Linked DNA regions of Homo sapiens: regions 1 and 2 are each linked to region 3. The links are chromatin contacts, found by Hi-C or POLR2A ChIA-PET in ENCODE. All regions are on one chromosome and are shown on one strand. The core of a region is the stretch at or near the end of the contact, and the rest is flanking DNA. Distances in the headings are between cores, read along the strand shown. Region 1 overlaps RAPGEF4 (Rap guanine nucleotide exchange factor 4). Region 2 overlaps MAP3K20 (mitogen-activated protein kinase kinase kinase 20). Region 3 holds the start of MAP3K20 (mitogen-activated protein kinase kinase kinase 20).

What was found. Hi-C counts contacts between places; a loop is a spot of excess contacts on that map. ChIA-PET counts read pairs that join two places held with the same protein, here RNA polymerase II (POLR2A). Pooled maps may share reads with other maps.
Region 1: a map of gastrocnemius medialis shows a loop between it and region 3 (3-fold over the local background). The contact joins the enhancer-like site here to the promoter of MAP3K20 in region 3. A Hi-C loop is called at or near these places in 4 of 168 maps with a recorded cell type or tissue (PC-9, cardiac septum, gastrocnemius medialis and 1 more) and 1 of 50 pooled maps. POLR2A ChIA-PET finds 5 or more read pairs at or near these places in 3 of 52 experiments (A549, A673 and Panc1).
Region 2: a loop to region 3 is called in a map of MCF 10A, with 3 times the contacts of the local background. The contact joins the enhancer-like site here to the promoter of MAP3K20 in region 3. A Hi-C loop is called at or near these places in 10 of 168 maps with a recorded cell type or tissue (IMR-90, MCF 10A, PC-9 and 7 more) and 4 of 50 pooled maps. POLR2A ChIA-PET finds 5 or more read pairs at or near these places in 2 of 52 experiments (OCI-LY7 and WTC11).

What each region holds. Positions count from the first base shown.
Region 1 is chr2:172,982,954-172,987,063 of GRCh38, forward strand. It overlaps RAPGEF4 (Rap guanine nucleotide exchange factor 4), which reads left to right. Exons shown (of 31, transcript NM_007023.4): 11 at 543-627; 12 at 2,480-2,540. Among named protein-coding and RNA genes, the nearest start is that of MAP3K20, 91 kb to the right of the region's middle. Within about 2 kb of position 2,743, at least 20 of the 41 ENCODE cell types and tissues checked have a DNase peak (open chromatin) inside an H3K27ac peak, as active enhancers do; they include PC-9, Panc1 and gastrocnemius medialis, where a contact is called at or near this core.
Region 2 is chr2:173,183,076-173,187,187 of GRCh38, forward strand. The region is part of intron 4 of MAP3K20 (mitogen-activated protein kinase kinase kinase 20); the gene reads left to right. Among named protein-coding and RNA genes, the nearest start is that of MAP3K20-AS1, 97 kb to the right of the region's middle. Within about 2 kb of position 1,361, at least 10 of the 41 ENCODE cell types and tissues checked have a DNase peak (open chromatin) inside an H3K27ac peak, as active enhancers do; they include PC-9 and ascending aorta, where a contact is called at or near this core.
Region 3 is chr2:173,073,516-173,077,531 of GRCh38, forward strand. MAP3K20 (mitogen-activated protein kinase kinase kinase 20) reads left to right here and starts at 2,331. Exons shown (of 20, transcript NM_016653.3): 1 at 2,331-2,487. RefSeq lists silencers at 2,026-2,075, 2,156-2,895.

The DNA of each region.
Region 1 (4,110 bases), core at 1,493-3,992, 90 kb before region 3:
AAAAGAAAATGTTGAGTCTGCATACATCCTATATTTGAGTCCTTCGGAAAAAATACATTTTATAACCCCAAATAATAGTGACAGTGGCATTATTATTCTGCTAGGCTAAGATAGTACACAGGATCTCAAGGAATTTAGATCAGTTGTCAAGTTGATTATACCAATTGTTTCTAGTGGTGTTAAAAGACAAGTTTTGCCATTACTGATTAAGGTGGTAATGAAAAGCAGTTTTTTAGCTCAATCATCTACAAAGTGAGAGATGAGTTGGCCAACTACCATGTGAGTGGAGATGCTCTTCCCTCTGAGATCAGAAGAGAAGGGATCCTGTGGACTTTGGCTTTCTCCCATATCCTTTCATCAAGGAACACATTTATTTCAAAAATCCCTTTAGGCATTATACTGGTGCAACCTCTCCCTCCGCCAATATCTTCTTGTGCAGAAGAAATCCCTGAGCATGTTACTGATGCCTGGATCCGTTTCCATGTTTGAGGCCCTAGTGATGCCCTTTTTCCATATTCCTTTTTTTTTTTTTATCTTTGTAGACCTGGCCAGAGGACTGTGGATGACCTAGAGATTATCTATGAGGAGCTTCTTCATATTAAAGCCTTATCCCATCTTTCTACCACAGTAAGTTGTCTCTTAGTTTAGCATGGTTGGAGCACTTTGCAATAAATGCACTGTTAGGACAGAGGAGAGTATTACGGTGTTGTGGGGGGAAAGAATGTCTGATTTTCACCTCATAAATCACCTCTACTCTCTTACGAGATGCTGAGGAAGTTATACCCAAGAACAATCACTGAAAGGAATCAAATTTTGTCCTATTATTGGTAGTTGCCCATGTGCCCTAAACCCCAGAGCAGCCCCATGTGAGTAGGGTTGGAACATGGGCTTCATCCCTGTGAATATGAATTTTGGAACCTGCACACTCAGATAAGAGAGCCAGGCCTGGGAGGGACTCTGAATCCTGCCATGGTATGCTGCCAGAGGGTGGAAAGAGGGAAACCTAGATGACCTGTCTTGGCTTATGGGGCCAACTCCACCAGGGTTTGCTGCCTTCTTGAGAATGGAAGCAGAAAGTTCAAGAGAGCATCAGCTCAGATGTATTAGTGAAAATAACACCACCCACTAATAAAAAATGACCCAGTGGCTGTATCTGATTCTGAACTTTTACCTGATTAGAGTATTTAGGAGACAGAAATTTTTTGCCACTGAATAGGGATAGGAACACCTCCTCCCTTAAGAATATGATTTTTAGGAAACACACATGTCCTACACACTAATAAGTTAAGAAGAATGAAGTGGTTTCAACTTTCACAGAGTATATACTGAGGTCCCTAAGAAATATCTAGATGCCTAGTTTGTTTTCATTCCTAGCTCACTAAAAGTGGTGTTCTGCTACCTCACAGTAGCAGTACCTGCCAGTCCCTGCTGTTGGGGATAAGTTCAGGTCTCTGTTGAGAGCAGCGAGGCATTTGCCATAGCTCCAAGCAAGAGGGCTTCAAGTCCCCTCTCCCCTTCAACCTAGACAAACCTCCTTCACATATCTCCCACCTCTGGCACCACTGAGGGTCTTGAGACTTGCTCACCTATGTGGACTACCCAGGGAAGTGGTCCAGCCCAGCCTCCCACCTACCTACCACTGCCCTTGCCATCCTTACTCTCCACAGGGCATAGATGTAGTGCCTGGGAGCCTCACCTGGGAAGCCCTCATATATACAGGGCAGAAAGCTGAGGCTCCATGAGCTAGTGATGTAGAGGGAAGTAAGGAAGGACCCCTTTCCCTGCCTGTGCTCCAGGGACCCAGCATGTCCCGATCCGACTTCCCTGGTCTCAGTGGAATTGAGAGGATTGTGGGTAGTCTCGTCTTCTACCTCAAACCCCAGGTACCCAGGCATAGAAAAATCTCAAGTTACTGGGTTCTTAGGAAGATAGAGCCATGATTTGGGACCGTAATTTGGAATTTTTTTTTAAATGTGAATTTTAGCTAGCTAGGAATAATTTGGAATTTTAACTAAGAATATAAATGTGTTCGTTCATTTAGGCTTCATTATTCAGCTTCAAGACATAGAATTTTCCAACATGTTTGCCATGATGCATTATATGTAATGCAAGCAAGAGTCACTAGTAACAACAGAATCATGTGATGTTGCACATGGTCTCCCCTTCTCACCCACAGCCAAAGACAGGCAGGCAAGTGGGCTAGTTAATGCAGGTGGGACCATGTTTGAAACAGTCTCTAAGGAGGTTGCCTGGTATGAATTAGCTATAAGCTATTCTATAAAAAGAGCTACAAGCTTTAAAAGCCTAGCAGCAAATCGAGTAGAAGTGATTTTAGATGAGAGCAGCAGCAAGAGAGGTGAGAGATGACTGCATGGGAAGCCCCGGGACAGTTTGCATTGTGCCCCCAGAAAGAGTACAACCCTTTTCCACCCAGACCTGGAAATGTGGCCTTTGCATGTTTCTTCTGTTTTTCTTCTAGGTGAAACGAGAGTTAGCAGGTGTTCTCATTTTTGAGTCTCACGCCAAAGGAGGGACTGTGTGTAAGTGAAAAGCTGTACTGGAACCTTGCGCCTGGCCAGCACCCTTGCAAGCACATGCCACGGGAAGCCAGGCTGCTAACGCCTCACTTCTTGGCCCCGGGTCTGGCTTGGTGACTTGGCAGGGTGTCCTGTGGTACTTTCGTTTTTCTGGACCTGTGATTATTTCCAGCACATGTCAATTATTCTGAAGTATCGTGGTTTTCTAGTACCAGCAAGTGTTGTGGGTGCCAGCCTGAGTCTCACTGGCTCCCTACCCTCCTGACTCACCACAGTGTTTAAAGAGGGTGGGATGAAGTCACTGCCCTTCAGGAAGGGCCTGAGGCAGTACCTTTTCCCAGTGACCTCATTTCGTTCATAGCTTTAGAAGAACTAATCGATCTCTTGAGGTTGTTAGTTAGAATGATATTTAAACCATCCTACTTTATTTTTCTTCTCTCACTTCCACTTTAAGCTCCAAGCTGGAGAGAATTTCTTTGCTTCAAATACATATGCAGTGTTAATCTATAGTATCTCACCAAAATCCAAGTTGCAGTTTAGTTCTGTGATCATATTTGGAAGCAAGAAAAGGAAATTTGATGTGAATAGATGTGAACAATATTATATAAGCTGGCATTCCTTACTACTCCTACAAAAATCTGGCTGGAACAAACAGGGTTAGTGATCTACTAAGGTCAGGAAATGCCTCTCCAATCTCTCTTGCAGAATCACAGGACACAGCAGCATGCTAATGTGTTCTCAGAAGTTCTGCAATAAGGAGAAATGATCACCACGTTTAAACCGATACTTCCTGAGCCTAATGACACATAGAACACTTTTTGCATGGACACCTGTTAACTCTTTAGAGACAGTTTGGAAAATCTTGCTCTTTCTTCAGGCTACATTGTATGAGTCAAATAAGCAGGAAACATTAATTGTAAATGTGGTTTTTTTACTTTCAGTCATCAAAAATGATATTTCTGACATTGATATCTATTTTAGTAAGAATGTAACTTCTTCAAATGTTCAAGGCTTACTTTAATATTTTTATCTTAATGGTTGCTAATGACTTATTCTTTTTTATTTTCTTTTATTCTTTTCATTCAAACTTGCTAATTGTTTTCATTTTATTATGAAATAGTTAAATATTTTAAACAAAAAATAGAGTATATTACAATTACCTTCTTAATCTTTGTCAGATAATAACATGCCATTTTTTTCATATTTTCTTTTTTTTTTTTTGAGACGGAGTCTTGCTCTATCACCCAGGCTGGAGTGCAGTGGCACAACCTTGGCTCACTGCAACCTTCACCTCCCAGGTTCAAGCAATTCTCCTGCCTCAGCCTCCCAAGTAGTTGGGATTACAGGCGTGTGCCACCACGCCCAGCTAATTTTTTTTTTGTATTTTTAGTAGAGGCAGGGTTTCACCTAGTTGGCAGGCTGGTCTCAAACTCCTGAGTTCAAGTGATCTGCCCGCCGTGGCCTCCCAAAGTGTTGGATTACAGGAGTGAGCCACTGCACTCAGCCTTTTTTCATATTTTCTAAAGAATTAAATTATACACGCTGGGTGCAGTGGCTCATGTCTGTAATCCCA
Region 2 (4,112 bases), core at 111-2,610, 110 kb after region 3:
GTAGTAAGAATTCCACAGCTGATGGTACAGATAATATTTTAGGTCATTGCCTTTCCACTCCTGAATTCCTTTTATCTTCCTCTTAAGACTCTACTTTATTTCTATCCACGAAATCTAGTTGTAGCTTCAGGGCAGACATGTTTGTCATGTTTTGTGATATTATAATTGACTAGCTTGCTTGACACATTAAATGGAAAAATCATAGTTCTGTTGTTCTGAAAGTCTCTACTTAGACTCAGTATCCAGAAAACATGATTTATTGTAGGATTAGTTCTACTCATTTTGTATACATAATATGCTAAAAATAGAAACCACTTGCAAAAAAAATTTTTATTTGTCCTGCCATGTAAAAGCAATTCAGATTTTATTTTACATTTAATGTAAACTTACTTAGGCATCGCTGTTGGAATTAAATATTTTTAATACACCAAACCCCTAAACAAAGTGCCCAGTCTTTTTTCTCATACATTCTTGCATAGATGAATGCTTTCTAAAGCAATTCAAACTTCATTTATTTTTATCTTTTTTTTTTCCATTTTCCTAACTGAACATTTCTGGGCTTTATTTATAACTGTCAGAGTTGCTTTGGAAACAACTTCATCTAAATAATGAACACCGATAGTTATATTTGTATTCTAGCAACCCCTACAAAGTGTGTCTGAATTTTCCTGGGGCAATTAACTCCTCTACATTTTACTACTCCATTCTCTACAAGCATCTCTTTACAAAGCAAATATAATGTGATTTAGCACTCAGTAAGGGGAGCAACTCATACGTTGATTTCACTGTGTGACTTCCAAAAGTAGCAGTCTTTCCTTTGGGGAATTGTCTATTTTAAGTTTCATCAACACCTACCAAATTCTTCAAATAGGGAAAGTGAAAAAAAATTTTTTTTGAGTTTCATGCTAGATGCTGCTGCTGAATGATGCCTCATTACATTATAAAAATAATAAGCTCTGTGTTTAGGGTGGTGTACCTGAGACTTTATGTTAATTTGCTTAATTGTGTATTGATGCATCGGGCATCTCAAATCATGCTTAAACTTTCATATTCTTAAAGATATTTTCATGTAATATCATAGTGACTTCTCTGTATGTCAGTAGAACACAAGGACCAGCTCTCTGTAAGCAAGGTGATGTGCCTTTATTGGAGGCTGCCTGAGCATTGTGGAAATACCCTTAAATAATGTAAATGCATATATAGGTAGTACTTAACTTACAGCACATCACCTTACACACGTTTGCATTTAGGGTGCTCAGCCAGTTACACCCATGTTATTACTTTATTGGCACTTAGAATAGATAGACAGCAAACAAAACAGCTAACATCAGTCACTCTGCTTCCTGCTGTGCTCTACTTAAGCATCCCTGATTCCCAGCCTGGGAAACTCTTCTCCCTGCACCCCCTTAACCACATGCCACATCATCCCGACTGAGGGATAAGTCTCTTGGCTCCACATCAGCTGAGTCATTCTTGGTGTTTTCTCAAGAGTGCTAGTGCTCTGCATCAGAAGGGCAAGGAAGAGAAGGAATCGAATTAGGTAGCAAACTGGGCCTGGTGCAGTGGCTCATGCCTATAATCCCAGCACTTTGGGAGTCCCAGGCGGGTGGATCACTTGAGGCCAGGAATTTGAGATCAGCCTGGCCAACAAGGCGAAACCCTGTCTCTACTAAAAATACAAAAAATTAGCTGGGCGTGGTGGTGCACTACTCGCCTATAGTCCCAGCTCCTTGGGAGGCTGAGGCAAGAGAATCGCTCAAACCCCAGAGGTTTGCAGTGAGCCAACATCAAGCCACTGCACTCCAGCCAGAGTGAGACTCAGTCTAGAAAAAAAAAAAAAATTAGGTAGCAAACTGGTACCAGAGTTAAAAATAAGGAAGGAGAGGCCAGGCACGGTGGCTCACGCCTATAATCCTAGCACTTTGGGAAGCCGAGGAAGGTGGATCACCTGAGGCCAGGAGTTCAAAACCAGCCTGACCAACATGGAGAAACCCTGTTTCTACTAAAAATACAAATTTAGCCAGGCGTGGTGGCGCATGCCTGTAATCCCAGCTACTCAGGAGGCTAAGGCAGGAGAATCACTTGAACCTGGGAGGCGGAGGTTGCGGTGAGCCAAGATTGGGCCATTGCACTCCAGCCTGGGCGACCGAGTGAGACTCTGTCTCAAAAAAATAAAAAAAGGGAAGGAGAGAATGGGATTGGACCCACTGATGGTGTCCAAAACTGCAGATTAATAAAATCCCTTTTGCCTGTCTGGCTAATGTGTTTGACCTCAGGTGAGAAGAGTGAGGCAGAGAAGAGGCTTGTATGTTTATGGACGCAAGTAATACTTAACATTTAAAAATCCTTTAAGATGGCCCATTAAAAAAAAAAAATCAAGGCTTTAGGAATGACTTCAGCTTTCTCTGATAAGCTGGGTGTAGAACTTAAGAATTTAAGAGATTAAGTAGGAAGCCTTGATTTTTGTTGATTCTGTTTCAAATTCAGCTATGTACCTTTCAGTTTAACCTATGATTGAATCCACTGGAGCAATGATATGTTGAGAAATCAGAGAATGAATATTTTAAGCAAAGGTTGATTCATGCATTTTAAAATAGGCATTGCTCAGCATCATTGCTGTTGAGACAATATCTTCTCACAAAAAAGATTCTCTTCTTTCTAGATGTGAGGATAATGGAGGGTGGACCAGCAAGTATATCTGAAATTGCTGCAAGCTAATCAGCAATGCTTAAAAGGAACAATTAAAGCAGATAAACTCCAATCCAGTTTCAAAATGGTCACCACTCATTCCAGTTCTCCCCAAAAGTCTCCTCAGTTACACCTGCCAATTCTTTTTTTAAGGAAACCCTGAATGTACACCTGATGAAAGTATTTTTCAGCCTTCTTAATTGTTTGCAATAAATATAAGGCAGAATTATAGATGGATCTACAAAAACATTAAATAGAATTTTATGTGTGTGTGATGACTATTGTTTATATGAAATATTATTTAAATGTATACTATGCATCGTACACTAATACTTTATGGTACTTTTTTCTTATAATCTTCCATGAGGAAGGAAAGTGCCTATATTTAAAGCTTTTGTATTTGAGTCTTGTTTTTTGAAATCCTTACTTGTCAGCAAGTGTAGAAACTATCTCTACCAGTAATAGTAATTATACAGATTCTACCTGAAAAATTATTCAGGAATTTGATTCTAAAGCAAGAGAGAGGTAACTATGAAATCCAGTCATATAGATTATTAAATGCTACCCAAGTTGTAACTATTGAATTTTTGCAGTTTGAGGGATGTAGAACTTCTTATCAGAAGAGAAATTTCCTTTATCCCAGTTACATCTTATTTAAGATCACATAATTACTAATACTTGTGTTAACTTGACTCTTCAGTGATATCATTCAGTGATATCATTAAAAGGCAAGAGTTTAAATTTTCTTTGTCCTTTCATGATTCTTCAATATATCATAATTAAAATAGAAGAATAAAGATTTAAAAATTAACCTCTCTATATGCTTTAAAAAGCCTAAGCCTCTTATTAAATTATTTTCAATGCATTGTTCATTTTAAAAAGAAGCCTATTTGATTTGGAGGTGAGGGGGAGGCTATTTCTGCCATTAGTTAGAAAAAACAACTTGAGAAATAAAGAGGATATATTTTAGTAGAAAATCATCCTTTTTTTATTCTAAAGGGGTAGACAATACGTAAATACAGAAAGAGTCAAAAACTACTAAGGTGGTAACCATAAAATGTGTCTTTAAAGTATAATTTTATATTCAAAATAATAAAGCTCTATAAATATGATGGAAAGAATTTTGGAGTATGTTGAAATACAGATTATCTCAAAGATTTATCCTTGTAAAAGGAATGAAATACTTTGTAACTACTGTATACTTTTTTATCTGAAGATCATAAAATTATTTACCAACCGTAACTAATCAGTCCTCCCAGTTCTCCCCACCACTACCCCACATCCACTCCCAGGTCTTGTTGGAATGGGTACTGAGAAAAAGCCAAGCTGCAGCCAGGTAACCATAGACATCCAGAACTTCGGTAACTGGACATCAGAATCTGCAGTTGGGTACCTGCAGACAACCAGATGAAAACCACAAATTT
Region 3 (4,016 bases), core at 1,081-3,580:
GACCATATTTATTAGGTCTGGGGCCTAAAAAGATCAGTATAATCAATAGGAAACAGGCAGCTTGACAAAAGAAAAACCAAACTTGAGGCAATCAGTTTATCATACAATCATTATATATTTATTTCAGCTATGGACAATACATATGCAGATACCACACAATATAAGATGTGACCTCAAAGGGCTTGCAACCTATTTGGGAAGACAAGAAAATGTCTACTAGATTATCATTTAAGCATGTTTCTGAAACTAATCTTTAGTGTTCATTGTTCCTGCTGGTTATTCTCTTGGCCTAATTATGTGAGGAAAACAGAATGAAGGCAAAGGGATGGGAAGCAAGGGCAATGTGGCTAAAAATATTGATGCTCTTAAGCCATGTGTTCCAAATTTAAAGCAATACATTCATGGTTTTAAAGCTGGAACCTGCAACTAACTTCTAATTAGTCCCTCTTATTTTACAGAGGAGGAAACTGTGGCCTATCCTGCAAAGCACTCTAGCTGATAACTGGTAGCTCTAAGACCAGAAGTCAGGTTCTCTGACTCTCAGTCTAGGGTCCTTTCCAAAACAAACAAGTGCCTCTGAAGGTAAGGTAAAATGACTGGAGTCTTCCTATGCCTGGGGTCTATGCTAAAGAGCCTTAGTTTTTCCTTGAATGGATAGGATGGAATTATTTGAATTATTTTATTAGACCTGCATTATACATTTTTTTAGCATGGCAATTTTCATCAATTCTAATTTCTCAGTTACCAAAATAAAATTTATTAATGCTAAAATCTCCAGTCCTTATCAAAGGGCAAATTAATCAGACTAATAAATTGTTTTTTAACCTCTACTCATTCATCCCTCAACTTTCATATCTTTAACCTATTGAATGACTTACAAATTTTCTATTTCACTCTTGACCTCTTTCCTGAATTTCAGTTTCATATTTCAGTTGCTGCATCTCTACCTGTTTTTACTCCTATGACCTCAAACTCAACATGAAGCCAGCTTCCCTTTCACGTATTCCTATTTTTGTCAATGACACCATCATTCTTCCAGTCATCCAGGTCTGAGATCTTGGCATCATCTCTCTTCTTCTTCTCTTCTAAATCTTGTGGGTTACCAATTTCTGTGGCCTCTTGCTGAAACGTTTAATATTTCTCTCAATTCCATTTCTTCTTTTTTTTTTTTTTTTTTTTTTTTTTTTTTTTTTGAGACAGAGTCTCACTTTCATCCAGGCTGGAGTGCAGTGGCGCGACTGTGGTTCACTTTAGCCTCGACTTCCCCAGCTCAAGCGATTCTCCCACCTCAGCCTCCCGAGTAGCTGGGACTATAGATGTATGCCACCACATCAGGCTAATTTTCTGATTTTTTTGGAGATGAGGTCTCACTGTGTTACCCAGCCAGGTCTCAAGCAATCCTCTCAGCTTGGCCTCCCAAAGTGCTGGGATTACAGGTACCATGCCCAGCCCATTTCTTCTTTTTAATTCCATTTCCTACATCCTAACTCAGGTCCTCATGATCCCACAACCGGGTGGTGACAATATCTACTACTCATCCTGGTTCCATCCTAGCAACCCAACCTACAACTACTGTGGACTACTCTCTCAAAATTACCATTTAAACAGAATCACAAACCCCCATTTCACCCCTTTGATTCTAATTTTTCACAGCTCCCAGTGTCCATGGATAATAAAATTCAAATTCAAAATCCTGAATAATGTTGCCCATGCCCTTGCAACCTCCTCTCACTTTTCCTTCACAGAACCATCCTCCCCAATCAGAAATTTCTTTTCTTCCCAACGCCCACCTCCACCTTTGGCTTAGGCCTGTAACGGACTCTGGCTCCTCTTCTGAATTCTGCTCTGTTAAAATTAGCAACTAGAGCAGCAGACCACGGCCCCTCCTCAAAATTCCAGAGGTACCTACTGATCTTTCTAGAGAGGCAGCCTTCAGACCTATGTTCCCAGAAATCTCTACGTTTGTGCCTTTCCCAACTAGAGAATTAACTCTTGCGGGGCACAAAACAGCCTCTATTTCTTTGCGTCCCCAGCGCCTGTTTGTTGAAGACTGAGTTGAAGGAGTAGCAGGTGGTGTTAATTTGTCAAAAAGATGAGTTAAGGTGCTGGGGGCGAGGGGGAACACCCCCACGGCCCTCCCCCCACAGCAAGGCAGGTGTGTCTGGGGGCCTCGGCGGGTGCCGGGGCGCGGGGCGGATGGTGCCCCCCGGGCGCAGGCCAGGGAGGCCCGAGCGCCTTCCCCACGCCCCGCTCGCCCGCGCGTGTGAGGGGAGGGCGGCCCAGCCGTTTCGCGCCGGGAGGTAGGTGGTGCTGTTGCCGTGACTGTCTTCCTCATTGGCGCCGTGCAGAGAGGCGGAATGTTCAACTCCTAACTGCAGCGGAAACGTGGGAGCCGCGCGGGCCGCTGTCGTCCCAACCCCCGCCGCCCTCGTCGCGCGCGGGGCCTCCGCGCCCCCGGCTGCTGCTCACGCCCCGCCCGGGAGCCAGGTAGGGGTCAGGCTGGAGCCCGCGGAGGGCGGGGAGGGAGGGGGCGAGGCCCGCCGCGCTCGCGAGTCGTCCCTGCGTCTCGGGGCCGAGGCTCCGCCGGAGCCCGGGAGTCTAGGCGGCCTCGGGAGGCTCCTCGGGGCTCCCCTCCCCGACCCAGGGCCCGCCCGGCGGCGGCGGCCGGAGCGAGCGGGCGGGCGAGCGAGCGAGCGTTCGCGGCGCCCGGGAAGTCCTCGCGGGACCTTGGCCGCGGCGCCGCCAAGTGCGGTTCGGGAGAGTTCGGGCCGGTCCCATGGAGAAGTTGGCGCCTGGAGGCGCGGGCGCAGGCCGGAGCGGCCCCGGCTTTCGCGGTCCCGGGCGTGCGGCACGGGCAGGGGCTCCGCGAGCAGCAGAGCCGGCCAAGCAGCGGGTGACTGGGGCACTGTCGGGAGGCGAACCGCGAGGCCCCCAAATCAGGGTAGGGTGCAGGCCACTTCCCAGCACTCGCTGTGCGTGCGAGGAGGGACGACGAACTTCTGCTTTTCTAAGAACTCGACCGCGAGCGGTGTTGCTTCCCATCCATTTTCCTTCATTCTGTTTTCCTCACACAATTAGGCCATGCGAATAACCAGCAGGAACAATGAACACTAAAGATTAGTTTTAAAAACATGCGTAAATGTATCCAGAGCCACCGCTCCCCGCCCTTCCTGCCCCGGGCTTGGGCAGCATGAAGCGCCCGCCCTCTCGGGCTTCCCCCTTTCCTCCCACCGGAGCCGGGGATGTCTCCTTTGGCGACCCTCAGGCAGCGGCTTTTTGTGGGCTCCCAGACCTGCACCAGGCCCAGAAGTGCTTACCCAGGCCGTCGCCTCGTCTGGCCTCGCTTGCCCATGACAGCTTTCAGAAAACTTTAATTCAGGACTGGCTAGATGACATCCGATTGCCTAAAAAATTTTTTTAAAAAGTTATCTCTGTTAGATCGCTGAAAATGTTATGTTTCTGATGCGCTTTGAGATCGCGCATAAGTACTGTTTATGGGGAACTTAATTACTATTTTTGTTAGTTTCTGTAATAATGAAAGCAACACAATTTAGGGGCCCATTCCAAGTATGGTACAGTAAGCAGCTCTCGATACTGGTGTGTGAGAATCGTCTTACAGAGTGAATTTGAGGATGTTTGACTTAAGATTGTTGAAAACTGTACTCCTTCTTTAACCCCGAAGCTGTTTTGGAAGAGCCTTCTTGCTTCCTCGACCTTCGTTGAAATGAACAGCTAGGATTTAGTGGATCCAAACCTCCAAACACGTTTAAAGACAAAAATAAACAAGTGATTCAAGGCTAGTTAATGTCCTCTTTGTAGTAGGCCTATCTCCACAGTGAAATTTCACTTGTTTTTCAATTTTCCAAAAAAAAAAAAAAAAAAAAGTGATGGCTGCATTTTAATTATGGTTATGGTCATTTGTAGAGTCTTTGTTTTAAATTCCTGCTACTATAGTGAGAGATTTAGGAGATTGTAAATGAATACGAATTTAGTTTGGGAAAACAGAATTAAGATAA